Linked DNA regions of Mus musculus: region 1 is linked to region 2. A link is a contact called in ENCODE Hi-C data. All regions are on one chromosome and are shown on one strand. The core of a region is the stretch at or near the end of the contact, and the rest is flanking DNA. Distances in the headings are between cores, read along the strand shown. Region 1 holds the start of Ndufs6 (NADH:ubiquinone oxidoreductase core subunit S6). Region 2 holds the start of Ice1 (interactor of little elongation complex ELL subunit 1).

What was found. Hi-C counts contacts between places; a loop is a spot of excess contacts on that map.
Region 1: a map of left cerebral cortex shows a loop between it and region 2 (7-fold over the local background). The contact joins the promoter of Ndufs6 here to the promoter of Ice1 in region 2. A Hi-C loop is called at or near these places in 7 of 37 maps with a recorded cell type or tissue (T-helper 17 cell, T-helper 2 cell, left cerebral cortex and 2 more).

Annotation. Positions count from the first base shown.
Region 1 is chr13:73,326,986-73,329,893 of GRCm38, forward strand. Ndufs6 (NADH:ubiquinone oxidoreductase core subunit S6) reads right to left here and starts at 1,497. Exons shown (of 4, transcript NM_010888.2): 1 at 1,354-1,497; 2 at 431-484. The coding sequence starts at 1,461. It also overlaps a transcript of Mrpl36 not described here.
Region 2 is chr13:70,636,160-70,639,204 of GRCm38, forward strand. Ice1 (interactor of little elongation complex ELL subunit 1) reads right to left here and starts at 1,475. Exons shown (of 19, transcript NM_144837.3): 1 at 1,358-1,475. The coding sequence starts at 1,438.

The sequences.
Region 1 (2,908 bases), core at 247-2,746, 2.7 Mb after region 2:
GGAAGAGAAAAAAAGTTAACACAATTTGTACTTAGGACTCTGCGTTTTCTAGGGTGGTTGTGATATGTGAGGATTTCTTTAGCTTCTTCCATGTTAAGCTGGCACACACTAAGTACCACTTCCAGGAGGAGCCTAGGACCAACAATGAGGATACAAAAGAGCTACCTCAAAGCTCAAATACCTTTAAGGAACACGAGCTACCTCAAAGATGGGCCCAAGTACAAACATGAAATCCACTTGTCTCTTTACACCTCATACAGAGCTTGAAGGTATTTTTATGCAATACCTCAGTTGTGCCTGTCTTTTCATTACAATCTACCACCCAAGTCAGGCGCAGGATTCACTGTGGTACATTAGTGCTCAATACACTTCCGGCATTTGAGTTGCTCAACCTGCTTAAGTTTTACGAATTCCTCTATCTTTCACTTACCTCTTTCTGACGATCTACAAAACGAACCCTCCTGTAGTCTTTTTCATCATACACCTGGAAAAAAAAGGCCATCTATTATTCTAAATAAAGTCACATAATATTGATTGAAAATACTATAGAACGATGTTCCCCTTGGCCTATACCCATTGATGAGGAGACAGACCCACTAAGAGGCAAAATGAACTTGTACTGAACGGTCTCAGGGGATGACAGGCTGGAGTGCAGACTGGAGACAAAGTTCCTGCCCTCACAAGTAGCCAACTCCAACAGGCGCGATTTCATTTCAGCAGACATAGTTTCTCATTTTTTGGTTCACTATTATATTGAACGAACGCTAGGGTTGCTTTATACACTATTGATAGGCTATTTCTCCACTGGTGAAATGAACCAATTCAAGCCAGATTAAATTATATTAAAGGTAGGTTTATTGGGAAGCCGCTCTCAGGTGAGTTCACTGGCCCCAAGGATTGAGGCCAGAGAAGTCACCATTGGGACAGGAGGAGGGGTCGGGGGAGAGAAAGGGAGTGTGTTCAAGGAGAGGAGAAAGAGACAGGGTGGGAGAAACCAAAATGCCTGGATTATATAGGGAGGATCCTGGGCTGCAACGCCAGGTAGGGACTGAGGAATGCTGGGAGAACCTGCATGCCGGGTCTCCTTTGATATGTAAAATATGCACCTCAGTCCTCTGTCCCGGGTCCAAAACACAACAATCATTTGTTAAAACATTGAACTTAATATAAAGATATGGCCTAAAGAATGAGGAGATCCAAGTCCCAACCGAAAGCCACCAGCTAGAAACCGGAGCAGCGGGTTGCACAAGGTGAGCCCAGTAGTGCCGCGCGCTAGCCTGGCAGAAGCACACCTTGCTGCGCTCCCTGCTACCGTCAGTCTTGGGTTCCAGGCATGGCGGGCGCGGCCGTTACCTGGCCGGTATGCGTGATCTTTTCCCCGCTCGGCGACACTTGAACCCCGAAACCCCGTGCAGCCCTGGGGAGAGTCAACAGCCGGCGGAAGGTCAGCACCGCCGCCATCTTGCCGGTGACCCTTGACCCCACGCGTCGTACCAAGTGCCGGCGCAGGCGCACAGCAGTCGGCGGGGAGTACTTGTGGAACTTTTTTCGTCCTATGCCTGAGCGGCTGGCGGGGCTGGTGGTGGAACTGGATAGGATGCGGAGCTGCGGCTTAACTGTGCGCAGTGTTCAAAGGTTACTAGTGTGACAAAGGCAGGGGGTGGGGGGACGGAAACTGAAGATGCGCTGTGTGTGCTTTTATGCCAATGGAGAAAATGCAGATTTTCCGTGGGTTGGTTTGTTTTTTGTTTTCTGTTTTGTTTTGAGTAAAGAAGTAAGTTGTTCAGCAGAAGAAACAGTTTGTGCAGTCAACTCTCCTGGTCCTGTATGTTGGTGTAGGAAAGTTAGATTTCTGAGCATTTTTGCAACGCTGCAGTAGTTCAGTTTCCAGTTAGACTGCAAGGAAGTTTACCCAGCATTGGAAAGCTGTCCGGAAAAGCTCTGCTATGTAGAAAAAAACCTGATGCAAATCGTAGTCTGTAACTCTGAAGGCTGTTTTGGCCTCTCCTGCCTCATTTGAATCTGAGTCCGAACCTCCCTTGGAACGACATATACTGTCAAACCCCAAAGTAGCCTGAACAACTTTGCTCAGAGGTAGACAGGTGGGACCCCAGACTCAGAGCAGGGCCGGGTCACTAATTCCGAGAAAGTGCCAGAAGCTAGCATGTGTTGTTTGGGATCTCTTGGCCAGGATTGGAGGTTAATGACCTGGTATCTACCTTTCTGTGCTCTGCTATAGCATAAGGACTAGGTGAGTCTGAAGACGAAAGGGGTAACCAGAGAGGGCCCTAAGACACAAGGACAAAGACCTCGCCAAGTTGAAAAATGCCCCAATAAATGTGGGCCTAAGATGCCCTGGCTAGCCTTAAGCTCTGTAAGCCAGGCTAACCTAGCACTCACTGTCTTCCTGCCTCAGCCTTTGGAGTGCTGGGATTTCAGGCTTATGTCTCCACACCCTGTCCTGCAGATTTGTCTCATTCTCCCTCTTTTTAAAGGATTTATTTTATATGTATGAGTGTATACATTTATATATGGCCATGTGTGTGGTTACCTGGTACCAAGAGAAGGGCACAGGATCTCCAGACAGGTCAAGTTACAGTCCATTTGAGTAGTTGTGTGGGTGCTGGGAACAGAATGATGGTCTTCTGCAAGAGTAGCAGGTGCTCTTAGCCATCAAGCTATCTCTCCAGCCCTAAGTCTCTATTTAAACCCTAACACCCCCTGTCTGTGTATGAGTTCACACACATGTGAGTTCATACACAGGTGCCACAGAGCACATGTGGAAGTTGGAGGAAGCCAGTCTCTTTTTCCATGTGAGTTCTGGGGACTGAACTGAGGTCTACAGACTTGCATGGAAAGCACTTGTGACTCCCAGGCCATCTCTCTGACCCACATTATTTTTTTTAAT
Region 2 (3,045 bases), core at 225-2,724:
TTCAAAGAAATCAACCGAACTCGCTCTCCTATAACCTTGTTCAAATACGATTTTTCCAAAGACCAGAAAATCTCAGCAGCCAAAAGCCTGGTCCTTACCCACTCTCCCCTCCTACTTTTGCCTGTTTGTTACCAATATGTTGCTTCTAATGTAACTTTCCTCTTCTCTTTGCGTACATTGTTATAAACTAGCAGGGGATCAAAAAATTTGAGTAAATAGGCTCAAAACACAAATATGGTCCATTAAAGAAGCGTTCCATTCAGAATCTTTTAAGGGAGGGGAGGGTTATAAGATGCCTACACGATGTGGCCTAGCTACAACATGGCTTGACTCTCCATCTTCTCTATGAGAGTGCCAAACCATTTCCTATTCTCCAAGCAACTAGAACATACGAATCGGCGCAGAGACATTGCACTTTACAATAAAAAGCAAACTTCCACAGATAGCTAGCTAGTCTGCATCCCTTATCTCGTCTCACCAACCCCGAGGCTGCCACAGGCTTTGCTCATCAAACATCAAGAAACCGTCCCACTTGTTAAAACCGATCTCCAGAGCTACTTTTCAACATTCACAACTCCCACTGCCTCAACACCACCTCACCAGAACCCCCTGACATCTTCCATTATTTCCTTCCCAACATCTAAAATCCTGTCGAGTCGTACTTGCGCACGTTCATCTTATCCGTGTCCAGGTGGTTTACCAGAATATGAACAGTGCTTAGAACACTGGGTAGAAAGGGGATGAACTGAACGGGAGCAAGGGCAAGTTCCGTTTTGCCACTGACAATAGGTGAATGGAACTCTAAGACAGAAAGCTGTGCGAGTCTCCAGCCCTGAGCACTGGGGACTATTTCTATTGCATCAGTAAAACCTAGAACCCATCTGCAGCGATCCATTGTTAAGAACAGGACATGACACTGTAACAAACTACCTAGACCCACGTATGTTTATTGGACAATTTTAATCAGACAACTAACATGCTACTTAACAAAAGCTAAGCTTGGCAGTATATTAATAGATACGTGTAAGCTAAAATGCAGTTCCGTTCCGGAATCTTGGAAGTCTAGCGACCTGGGCACGCAACATAAAACCCTTGCCTTCAAACAACAAATAATTAGGAGTGCGAGGAGGCCTTCATCACAGAGAGGAAGATTCCCTCCGCGCGTAGACAGCGTCACCCACCAACCAAACTGGGCCCTGCAAACCCTGAGTCGGGAAGACGAGGAGTCCTGAAGAGCACGCTCACTCTGTCCGCCGCCGGCATCGCAGCAGCTGAACCAATTCTGTCCGTGATTAAACAAAGCACCGGCACCCGCCCCCAAAACGGCGCAAAAGGGTCAGCCAGGGATCCTGCGTACCTGCTGCAGGGAGGCGCAGCCCTGACACCGCGCGAGGTCGGCTGGCCCGGGCGCCGCCGGGTGCGTCTCGCCGGGCATCATGGTGCTGCGGCCCGGCCTGCAGGGCGCGCGCTCAGGGGCCCGCTGCCTCGGCCCTGCTCCGCCGCCCCAGCCACCGCCAGCCTGGCCGCTTCCCGCCGGGCGCGGGCAGGTCCATGCGTGCGCCAAGGTCCCCGTGGAGCCGGCCTAGGGCTCAGACCAGCGAAGCAGCCCAGGGCACTTGAGAGCGGCGCAGCCCCGAGGGCCCAAAGCGACGACAGCACACGAGGTCCCCGCCCCACCCAGCCCCGCCCCCCGTCGGGGCTGCCCGCAGATCCGCCTGATCAAAAAGCCAGAACGAAGCGTGGTCGTACAAAAAGCAAAGCCTTAGGACACATCTTGGAAGAGATGAACAAGAGCCAGGGCCTGCCTTCACGAACTGTCTGTGCATCTGTCAGCTGCCTCATTACAGGCCCTGTGTAGACGCCTAAATCCCTTCAGCCTCCAAGGGGCGGGGGTTTTGCGATGTCATTGGCATGCCGACCACCGAAGGAGGACCCGAGCCTGGGTTTGGAAAGTGCGAACGCTTCTTGCAGAGCTACTGCACTATTCTCCCAGTAGACAGGCAGGGAGCGGAAGAAAAACTACAATTCCCGGAGTGCCTCGCAGCGGCAGGGTGAGCACCGCCTGGAGGCCAACCTCTAGGGCTCCATGCTCTGCTACTAACGTGTGGGGTGTGTCTGCACGCAGCCAACCAGACAAACCCCTTCGAGCCGGTTTCCCAGTCATCTTCACCCTTAGGCTGGAGAGGTGGAAAGAAGAAATCCTCATTCAGCTTTAAAAGCCACTTGAAATCAGGGCTTGAACTCTCGCTGACATCCTAGCATTGTATCCACTCTCCTCAGAAACTTTGTTGCCATCAGTATCTGTCTACTAGGAAGTTTCTGGCGGCTCCTCATCTTCTGGTTACAAAGTCCCAATCTCAACAACAGTGTTGCATTTATTAGTGAGGGTTCTCTAGAGTCACAGAACTTATGGGTAGACTCTATATAGTAAGGGAATTTATTGATGACTTATACTCTGTAGTCCAACTCGCCAACAATGGTCAGCAGCAGCTGTGAATGGAAGTCCAACGATCTAGCAGTTGCTCAGTTCCACAGGGCAAGCAGGCAAAGAAGAGAGAGCCTATCTTTCTTCATCTAATGTCCTTATGTAGGTCTCTAGCAGAAGATACGGCCCAAATTAAAGGTGTGTGTCACCATGCCTGGATCTGGGACTTGCTTTGTCCCAGATGACCTTGAACTCAGAGAGCTTCCAATCTTAATCTCTTGGGATTCATAGCCAGTATATGCCTCAAGATCTCCACGATAGGGGCTGGTCAGATGGCTCAGCGGGTAAGAGCACCTGACTGCTCTTCCGAAGGTCCAGAGTTCAAATCCCAGCAACCACATGGTGGCTCACAACCATCCGTAACAAGATCTGACTCCCTCTTCTGGTGTGTCTGAAGACAGCTACAGTGTACTTACATATAATAATAAATAAATCTTAAAAAAAAAATCTCCACGATAAGATCCAGGTCAGAAACTTGTATCTCCCAGCCACCAGATTAGGATCACAGGTGAGCCTTCCAATTCTGGATTGTAGTTCATTCCAGATATAGTCAAGTTGAC